Linked DNA regions of Homo sapiens: region 2 is linked to region 1. Evidence: chromatin loops called from intact Hi-C (ENCODE). Cell type or tissue: heart left ventricle. All regions are shown on one strand. Each heading gives the region's core, and the rest is flanking DNA. Links, peaks and the distances in the headings are about the cores only.

What was found. A loop is a pair of places that touch in the nucleus more often than their neighbours do. Peaks named below come from ENCODE experiments on the same cell type or tissue, not always from the same donor. Only the 100,000 strongest peaks of a DNase experiment are listed, where the experiment ranks them.
Region 2: it touches region 1 in a loop (17-fold over the local background); 62 of 110 quality-filtered maps call a loop at or near these places.

Annotation. Positions count from the first base shown.
Region 1 is chr3:14,671,221-14,676,550 of GRCh38, reverse strand. It overlaps CCDC174 (coiled-coil domain containing 174), which reads right to left. Exons shown (of 11, transcript NM_016474.5): 11 at 3,896-5,330. It overlaps C3orf20 (chromosome 3 open reading frame 20), which reads right to left and starts at 1,410. Exons shown (of 17, transcript NM_032137.5): 1 at 1,299-1,410. RefSeq lists enhancers at 2,849-2,898, 4,224-4,433, 4,368-5,330. In heart left ventricle, for the core only: a CTCF peak has its summit at 2,618 (motif pointing left); no DNase peak of the experiment used is centred there.
Region 2 is chr3:14,778,989-14,784,372 of GRCh38, reverse strand. No RefSeq gene overlaps it. Among named protein-coding and RNA genes, the nearest start is that of LINC02011, 30 kb to the left of the region's middle. In heart left ventricle, for the core only: a CTCF peak has its summit at 3,253; a DNase peak (open chromatin) is centred at 3,265.

The DNA of each region.
Region 1 (5,330 bases), core at 331-5,330:
CATTCCCTATAGTGAAATAATGATGTACATTAAGCTGATGAACTATTAGGCAACAATTAAAAATAACTAGGAAGCTCGGTTTTAGAAATGTTAAAGAAAGAAGAACCAAATGGTGTGTATACACTGATTACACATTCCATGGAAACCTGTGCAGATCATAAGTTGGACACAGAGATACAAAGCCTTTTCTTTTTAAGGAAAAGGTGATTATTTTTGGAAAAGCAATAAAACCTGGGTTCCCAGCAAAGACAGTGGCACAGTTACCAGACTCACTTGCAACCTGGGAGACCTGGGCTGGGAGCAAGGTCCACTCTTGTATTTTTTGATTTTCAAAAACCGTGAACAACTATGGCTGTGCATGGAGAGGCTGGTGTGGGGTGGGGTGCGGGGAGGTGCTCTGTTCAACCGCAGGGAATAATGACCAAAAAAAAAAAGGCGGGGGGGAGGGGGAAGGAATGCAGTACACCCCACAGAAAATGCTTAAAACCTGGCCAAACTGTTACTAAGCATGTGAGCTTTCAGACTTAGGGAGAATGTGGCAATTAGAAATGTAGTGGAGGGCCGGGTGCAGTGGCTCACACCCGTCATCCCAGCACTTTGGGAGGATGAGGCAGATAGATCATCTGAGGTCAGGAGCTCGAGACCAGCCTGGCCAACATGGGTGAAACCCCATTTCTACTAAAAATACAAAAATTAGCTGGACGTGGTGGTGCATGCCTGTAATCCCAGCTACTCGGGAGGCTGAGGCAGGAGAATCACTTGAACCCGGGGAGTGGAGGTTGCAGTGAGCCACTGCACTCCAGCCTAGGCAGCAGAGCGGGACTCCATCTCCAAAAATAAATAAATAAATAAATAAATAACAAAAACAAAAGAAATACAGTGGAGAAAGAAGCTGTTTCAATTGAGGGTGGAACAGATGCAATATTTCTGGCCACTCCTACCACTGGACAAACACACACTTACTATGAGTGACTATATAGATGCAGCCTGGGATTTACTAAGAAACACCATAACAGAACATCGATAGGCCAGGTGACAGCTTTTCACTACAACACCTTACTTCCTTTGAACATTTGGATTTTCTAGTTTTCCTAGACAATGACCTACACCCATCATATCATTCCTGGCCTCTCGCCCCCAGTACACACACTTTAAACATGAAGATAATGTCCACAGCCCACCGGGGCAAAACACCTCACTCAGCCAGCTAACAGGGGCAGGCAGGATGACTGCAGTAGTTTCATCTACTCTCATTTTTTCAGTGGGTCAATGAATTCCTTTCAGTGATCATCACTCACCTTAGCCATGTAGTTTTTTATAGGAACTGCTTGCCGAATAACCGACTTAGTTCAATTTACTGACTTAAAAGGACACAGTATGGCATGGGCTACTCCAGGTTGTGTTAACTGTAAAGACCAGTACCCATCCCCGTTCCAAATTCTAAACTCTACTACCTCATCTGCATGTCACAACAAGGTCAGCTGAAAACCTCCCTGTGGGCTGCACTTGAGCTTTCACAGGGAATAAACGACATCACAAGTCTGGCAAATGTATGGCTAAACGCAGCAGGAATCTCATGTATATGGATCTGAATGTTCTTTGGGAATTCTGCAGCAAATAAAATGATTTATTGAGCCAATTCAAACGAACTCTATCAAAACACACAAAGGCCTAGAGGAGAGATTACAATGAACGTAAATAATTCAAGGCAATTTTTGATCTAAAGCATTTTGCTTAGCTCTACAAAGGCATGAATGAGGTGTGGTCACGTTTTTGTATAGGAGGTTTTGCCACTACTTGCTCCCAAGTTAAACATGGCCACAGAGTATTGTGAATGTTTAATGTATGCCTGGGAAAAATTTATTGGCCAATACTTTAGTTACTAATGGGAGGATTATGTATAGTCGGACCATAAAGCGTGTAAAAGCAGATCACTTAGAGCCGCTCTGTCCAGGACAGCAGCACTAGATGCATGGGCCCTTTGAGCACCTGAAATAAGGTTAGCATGACTAAGGAACTGGGTTTTATTTTTTCAAACTTGATGTTCAATTCAGTTACTGAAAAACTTTACTATGTTTAACTATCTTTGGAACAACTTGGATATGAATTTGTGTTTTTCAACTGCATATTTTACAAAATCTAAATACAGATCAAGTATTCCTGATGAAACGTTAGCATCCAAATTATGCTATAACCAGATACACAGTGAGTTTTGAATTCTTAGTGTGAAGAATAATTTTAGATCTCACTAATAATTTGCATATATTGAGTACATATTGAAATATTTTGGATATGCTGAGTTAAATAAAATATGTTATAATTTCACTTTTTAAATATGGTTGCTAGAAAATTGAAAATGACACTCTGGGCTTATTTTTTTTTTTTTAATTTTGAGACGGAGTTTCACTCGTTGCCCAGGCTGAAGTGCAATGGCGCAATCTCAGCTCACGGCAACCTCCACCTCCCAGGCTCCAGCGATTCTCCTGCCTCAGCCTCCCAAGTAGCTGGGATTACAGGCATGCGCCACAGATTTATTTTTTATTTCTGTTGGAGTGTGCTGTTTTAAGAGTATGGAGCTGACATTTAAGAATTCTAATGCCATCTGCTGGATACACTGGTACAAGACAGGCCCGTGTCACAGTAAGACTGTGATGGTGTGTCAATACTCAAAGAACTGGATCTGAAACAGAAAAGGGCTCACAAAACACTGAACTAAATTATACTGTTAAGAGGGGATTATAAATAGGTTTATTTAGTTTTTGAAATCCCAGAGAAAATGTGACTCACAGTTATCTTCAGATAACAGTGACCATGAGCCAACGAGCATAACTGCTTCGCCGTCCACCCGGGTGCTGCAGGCATGGATGTGGTCACCTGGGATGGACCCTTTGTGATGCTGGCTCCCACACCTACAGCTCTTCCTGCTGCCTGCCTTGTCTCTGTCTCCCTTCTCCTTTCTACTCCACAGTCAGCCTCAAGTCCTTCTGCTCTGGGTTACACACACATCCTCTTTCCATCTTTCTTTGTCTATTCATTGTTTTTTTTTTTTTTTTTGAGACACAGCCTTGCTCTTGTTGCCCAGGCTAGAGTGCAGTGGCGCGATCTTGGCTTACTGCAAGCTCCGCCTCCTGGGTTCATGCCATTCTCCTGCCTCAGCCTCCTGAGTAGCTGGGACCACAGGCACCTGCCACCACGCCTGGCTAATTTTTTGTATTTTTAGTAGAGACAGGGTTTCACCGTGTTAGCCAGGATGGTCTCGATCTCCTGACCTCGTGATCCGCCCGCCTTGGCCTCCCAAAGTGCTGGGATTACAGGCGTGAGCCACCGTGCCCAGCTGTTTTCTTTCTACCCTTTCTTTTTTCTATTTTTCCTATGATTCTAGCATGTCTAATAATTCTATTTTTCTTTTTAGTATTCCAATTTTTCTTTTTGTCTCCTCCCTCTTTATCCTACAAGCTGTTTCAGTAGGTTTTGTAGTTTTAGCTCTTACATTTAGGTCTTTGATTCATCGTGAGTTGATTTTTTGTATGTGGTGTGAGGCAGAAGTCCAAACCCATTCTTTTGCATGGAATATTCACTTGTCCCAGAACCATTTGTTGAAAAGACTGCTCTTTCCCCACTGGATGGTCCTGGCACCACTGTCAAAAATCAATTGACCACGGATATATGTTTTATTTCTGGACTCTCGCCTCTATTCCACTGATCTATGTGTCTATTCTTATGCCACTACCACACTGTGTAGATTATCGTAGCTTTGTGGTCAATCTTGAAATCAGGAAGTGTGAGTCCTCTTTGTTTTTTCTCTAGATTGTTTTGACTATTCTGGGTTCCTTGCATTTCCATGTGAATTTTAAGATTAGCTTGTCAATTTCTGCAAAAAAGGCAGCTGGGTTAGTTGGTTTTTATGTGTATTTATTAAAAAAAGCAATTACCCGATTAGGCTGACAGAATGATTAGGCTGACCATTAAAAGGACTGGCAACTTTATCCTCAGAGTTTAGAGGTAAGTTTGTAAGAATTCAGGATGTTTGTCTAAGATTGCTTGATACTAGGGCAACAAGACTGAGAGCAGAGGGCACTAAAAAGACTGTCTAGGGGTTAGACATCAATTGTGTTTAAGTCTGAGATCTGCCCCTTAGGTACCATATGACCCTGCACAAGTCATCGACCCCTCCACACTCCAGTGTGTCATCTGTAATGAGGATGGGGCACTCCCTTCCACACTGCAGCACTGCGGGAACCGAGACAATGCCATCGCAGAGGACCTGCAGGGGACAGGCTACTTCACTCACTCCTCTCCTTCCCACTCTTCAGAGAACAAGGACTTGTGCTACTGTATTCTCACAGCACTCACTGGCCTGGGAACCAGCTGTGGGAGCCCTATGGGCCTGGTCATCAACTCTCAACTGCTTGTGTGCAGCTGTAGGAACCCTCTGAGGTGTGGCAGGTAGAGGATGGGGTGGGTGCCCAGGCACACTGCTGACTTTCTGGAGCCCTGCCCACCCCCAACCCTCTCCTTATTACTAATGACACGGGAACCCACCTGCTCCACTGTGCAGCCCCAAGTCTGATCCAAGTCAGGCTCCTGAATGTGAGGAAGCCGAGCATGGGGGCGACAGGGAGGTGGGATGCACTGAAAAGCTCTAACCATTGCCGCTAAGGCACATCAGTCTCTGACCAGGTCCAGCAGCCTCCACGTACGTCCCAGTCCTTCAACACACATTTACTGAATGCCCACTGCACACAGGAGTGTAGGTAATAGCATGGTATGACAGTAAAATTAAGTAAACAACTCCCACTTCTACCTTTCTGGACTACGAAGAGCTCCTCCTGGTCTTCCTTATCATTTCCTATGTGATTACTTCCGGGTCCTCTTGGAGAACAGAGCATTTTGCCTCCCATGCAGTTTTCCACTGCTTGACAGGGAGAAATTCCTCGTGACCTATGGTCCATCGGCTGATCTGGAAGCTGAACCCTTGGAATAAAGACACCTGCATGCTCGGATTTGCAAAAGGAATGGAAAAGAACCCTTAAATATGAGTAAGTCGTGGGAGTAGATATGAAACAGGGTTATAAGCACATCTCAGTGTCTAATTTTACAGAATAAATACTTCTATTCTATCGCAGCTCACATGTAAATCCAGGTAGGTATGTCCCTATCCCACTTAGAATAAAATGAACAGCCAAGTGGCCAAAGTTTCCATAACTTTCCTCCTTGCTGACAAATCCAACCCGAAGTCTGTGCCTCCTAGGGAAAGGACAGGACAAAGGTACAATTCAGTTCCTAAAGTTATTTCTCCCTCTGGGAGAGAAAGGCACTGTCAAAGTACA
Region 2 (5,384 bases), core at 147-5,146, 110 kb before region 1:
GGAGGGGAAGGCCCACCCAATCTCCTTCCTGGAAGGGGAAAGTCATTATGATGCAGCTGGCAGGAGCTGGCTGGGCTTTTATTTCCCAAGGCCTGAGCTGGGGGCCAGAGGAGATTGCTCACAGATAGGGAGATGCTGCTGCTGGGGCTGATGCTTTATTCCTGCTCCTGCTCCTGCTCCTTGGCCCGCAGCCAAGCCACTTAACCCTTGAGGGAGCTGCAGACTGGAAGCAGCCCGCAGTGGGGTGGGCCCTGCTGGAGTGCAGGCTGGCATTACGGAAGGCAGGGGGAGCGCCTTAATCATTTTATTAATAGTTATTCTCACTTATGTTTAGTAAGCATGAGCTAAATCCTTTCTCTGTATTATCATATTTAACCCACCCAATATCCCTGGGAAGTTGCTTATTGGGATCATCCCATTTTATAGATAAGGAAGTGGCAGTCCAGAGACCAAAGTTGCTTGCCCATAGCCTCAAGGCCAGAGTGGGGGGCAGTGCAGGGAGAAAGAGGTGTTGTTAATATTTATTGAAGGGGTAAATATTTGAGGGTTCTGGGTGGGGGTGTTGGGGGTTTCAGCAACCTGCAGCCACGTATCTATTCTGGATCTTTGTGGCCTAGGAGGACATCCCAGGCCCTCTGCAGAGGGGCCCCATCCTCTCAGGCACACTGTCTTTTTCCTGCCTCAGTCCATTCCTGGCACCTAATGCCACTGTTTTTTATCCATCATCTGTGTGTTTTGAGACCTTGTGTTGCTGTGCCTGCAGCCTGGCCTGCTGCTTTTCACTATGAGAAACCAGCTTTATAGGTTGCACTTGCATCTGGCATCTTGCTGAATCTATGTCAGTTCTAACAGTTTGTCTATTGACTCTGTTGGTTTTTCTAGGTAGATGATTAAATTATCTTCAATACTGACAATTTTATCTTTTGCTCTTACATCCTTGTACCTGTTTCAATTTCTTTCTGTAGAGTGTTGAAGAGCTCTAATATATTTTGGACAGTGGTGTTGAAGTAGTATCCTTGTCTTTTTACAGGGAAGATTAAAACATTTAAAGTGTTTCCATTGCTGGGCACGGCAGCTCATGCCTGTAATCCTAGCACTTTGGGAGGCCGAGGCGGGTGGATCACCTGAGGTGAGGAGTTCGAGACCAGTCCGGCCAACATGATGAAACCTTGTCACTACTAAAAATACAAAAATTAGTCGGGCATGGTGGCAGGCGCCTGTAATCCTAACTACTTGGGAGGCTGAGGCAGGAGAATTGCTTGAACCCGGGAGGCAGAGGTTGCGGTGAGCCAAGACTGCTCCATTGCACTCCAGCCTGGGCAACAAGAGTGAAACTCCATCTCAAAAAAAAAAATAAATAATAATAATATAATAAAATAAAGTGTCTCCATTAAGAAAAATATTTGTTGTGGGTTTTTCTTATATAAACTTCACTAGGTTAAGAAAGTGACCTTCTATTTCCAGCTTGCTAGGCTTTACCTAATAAATTTTATTCACCAGTCGAGATAGAATTTGATTTTTCTTATTTAGTCTATTAATATAGCGAATTATATTGATTTATTTTCTGACATTGAACTGTCTTGGCATTGCTAGGATAAACCTTACCTGACATAATGTATTATTTAAAAAAATAAATATACCATCGGATTCAGTTAGCTAATCTTTTATTTAGAATGTTTGTACCTACATTCATCAGTGAAATAAGCAATGAGATTTTCATCTTCTCTTCTTTGTATTGACCTTATCTGATTTTGAGGTACACTAGGCTCAGAAACCACCCAATTGCCCATCTACAGTAGAATGGAAAAATATATTGTGGTATAACTGTACAGTGAAATTCTATAAACCAATGCGATTGAATGAACTTCAATCACATACAACAAGGATGGATTTCATAAACATAATGAATATAAAAGAACCCAGACACAAAAGAGTGCACAGTATGTGATGCCATTTGAATAAAATGTAAAAACAGGCAAAACTAACCTATGGCGGAGGCAGGTGATGATTTGCTCTGGATTCTAGTCATGTGCTGTGTTCGTCTATTCTTGCACTGCTATAAAGAAATACCTGAGACTGGGTAATTTATGAAGGAAAGAGGTTTAATTGGCTCATGTTTCTACAGGCTGTACAAGCATGGGGCCAGCATCTGCTCAGTTTCTGGGGAGGCCTCAGGAAGCTCTTATTCATGGCAGAAGGCGAAGGGGGACCAGGCACTTTGCATGGTGAAAGCAGGAGCAAGAGAGAGTGGGTGGGGAGGTACCATGCTTTACAAAAACCAGATCTCACGAGAACTCACTGTCTTGAGAACAAGATTAAGCTATGAGGGATCCCCCACCATGACCCAAACACCTCCCACCAGTCCCCACCTCCAACACTGGGGATTACAATTCAACATAAGATTTAGGCAGGGACAAATATCCAAACTATATCATAGGGGTATGTTTACCTTGACAAATTCATTCAGATGGAGCTTAAACACTGTTTACTTTTCTATATTTACATTGTACTTTGACAAAACTTACATAGAGCTTTATAAAATAAAATTTGCTATTTTTAGGAACAGCTTATAAAACACACACATAAACAGTTTTTTGTTTTTTTTTTGAAACATGGTCTGGCTCTGTCTTCCAGGCTGGAGTGCAGTGGTGTGATCTCAGCTCACTGCAACCTCTGCCTCCCAGGCTCAAGCCATCCTCTCTGCTCAGCCTCTGGAGTAGTTGGGACTACAGGCTACCATGCCCAGTTAATTTCTGTATATTTTGCAGAGACAGGGTTTCACCATGTTGGCCAGGCTGGTCTTGAACTCCTGAGCTCAAGTGATCCACCTGCCTCGGCCTCCCAAAGTGCTGGGATTACAGGCGTGAGCCACATGAGCTATTTTAAACTCACCTGTAAAACCATATGGACCTGGGTTTTGGGATGTGCGTGTGTGCACGTGCACACGCATAAGACTGACTGCCGTTTCCATTTATTTACAATTCCAGGTTTTTTCCAGTTTTTGATTTCTTTTTGCAACAATACTGGTGTTTTTTTAAGAAACATATCCATTTTACATTAGGGAGGTAATTGATATACCAATCAAACCCAAAAATATCAGTGGCTTAACACAATGAAGTTTATTTCCCGCTCTTGACATTGTCCGTCGTGGGCTGGGGAAGGGCTCTGAGAGCCAGAACTCTCCCATCTTGTGGGAGCATTAAGAGCTCAGAGTCCTCCACTGGCGCTTCTGTATCCAGCATTCTTCCCTGCGGACAGCATGGGGGCGCTGCGGGGTTAGCTTTTACAGGCTGGGCCTGGAGGTGGTGAACTTAACTGCCACCCACATTTCATTAGCCAGAACTTAGGCACCTGGCTGCAGATGAATCCATGGGAGAATGGGAAGTGTAACAGGGCTGTGTGCCCAGAAGGAAGGGAAATCATTTGGGAATACACGGCAGGCTTTGCCCCAGGTTTCATCTAGGTTTTCACATTTATTGTTGTCTGATTGTTCATAATAATATTTTTAAAAAGATCTTTATTTCTCTTTTTTTCCCAAGCTGTTATATATCTTTCTGGGGGTCCACTTATTAATTCATTTAAAGGACTAGTTTTAGGGTTTGGTCATCTTCACCATTTCATTAACGTCTGCATGTCTTTCTTATTTTTAGCCTTTTTTGGCTAAAAAAATAGCCAAGTAATAATAATAAATGTACTTAAAGCTCTACATTTTCTTCCAAATACTGTTTTAGCTGTGTGCCACAAATTCTGACATTGTAGCATTTTCATTATCATTCAATTCTAAATATTTCTGAATTTCCTTTAGGATTTCAATTTTAACCAAAGACCTAGAGTGTTAAGACATTTTTGTTATTTGTCTCTAACTTCATTGCATCCTACTTGGATAATATAATCTGTAAATTCCTCTGGATTGAATGAGGCTTCCTTTATGATCTAATATATGGTATATCTTTTACAAAGTTCCACAGGCGTCAAAAAAGAATGTGGGTTCTCTATATTTTAGGTAGATTCACATACACGCAGTCAAGCTCACTGATAGCATTATACAGAACTTTGATATCTCTGCTTATTTTTTGTCTGCTTTATTAATTTCTGGGAATGGTATTTTTAAATATTCACTTCATTAGCTGGATGCAGTGGTGTGTGCCTATAGTCCTACCTACTCAGGAGGCTGAGGTGGGAGGATAACCTAAGCCCGGGAGTTCAAGACCAGCCTGGGTGATATAGTAAGACCCCGTCTCTTAAAAAAAAAAATAAGAAAATTCATTTTAAGTTGGTTTTATGTTTTTTTTTTTCTTGATGTATTTTGAAACTGCATACATCCTGGTGCATTTTCATTCTTGTTCTATTGTTTCTCTTACCCCTATATAACATCTTTCTCTATCCTCTATATTTTTGGTTTAAATTATATTTTGTCAGATATTAGGATTGCTATCCTAGCTTTTTAGGTTCATATTTGCCTGGTATATATTTCTAGTCCTTTATCTTCAATATTTATGTGTCTTTCTATTTTGACTGTCTCAAGTAGACAACATAGAGTCAGATCTTGTATTTTTAAACCTAATCTGAGAATCCCTACATTTTAAACATTTTAACAGCTTTATTGAGATATAATTCACATACCACACAGTTCACCCATTTAAAATGTAAAATTCAGTGATTTTTAGTATATTTACAAAGTTGTGCAACCATCACCACTAATTTTAGAATATTTTCACAATTCCAAAAGAAATTCTATATCCATTAAAAATCACTCCCTGTTTCTCCTGCCCTCCAGTCCTAGGCAACTACTACTCTAGTTTCTGATTTTATAAATTTGCCTATTCTGTATATTTCATGTAAATAGAATCATATAATATGTGGTCTTTTGTGACTGTTTTCTTTGACTTAGCATAATATTTTCAAGGTTCACCCATGTTGTAAAATGAATCAAAATTGTATTCTTTTTACTGCTGAGTAACATTCTACTTTACGGATATACCATAATTTATTCATCTATTCATCAACTGATGGACATTTGAGTTGTTTCCCCTTTATGGCTATTGTGAATAATGCTTCAGTGAACATTCATGTACAAGTTTTTGTATATGAAAGTCTCTATTTTTTGATTGGCAAGTTTAACCCATTTACATTTATTATACTAACCTTATATTGAGACTTGTTTTTGGTATTACTTTTTTACTTTTTTTTTTTTTCCTCTTCACTTGTTTCCCTTGGACAAACAGAGTATTCCCGAGCAGTCAAAAAGTTATACATTCTATTTTGGTCTTATGGTGGGTGCCATTAAGACCAATTTTATACCTGCTTATTCCTATTGATGCTTATGCTTATCAGTGTCTACTTTTCCCCTAAACAAGCTAAATACTTTTTCACACTGCTATGTC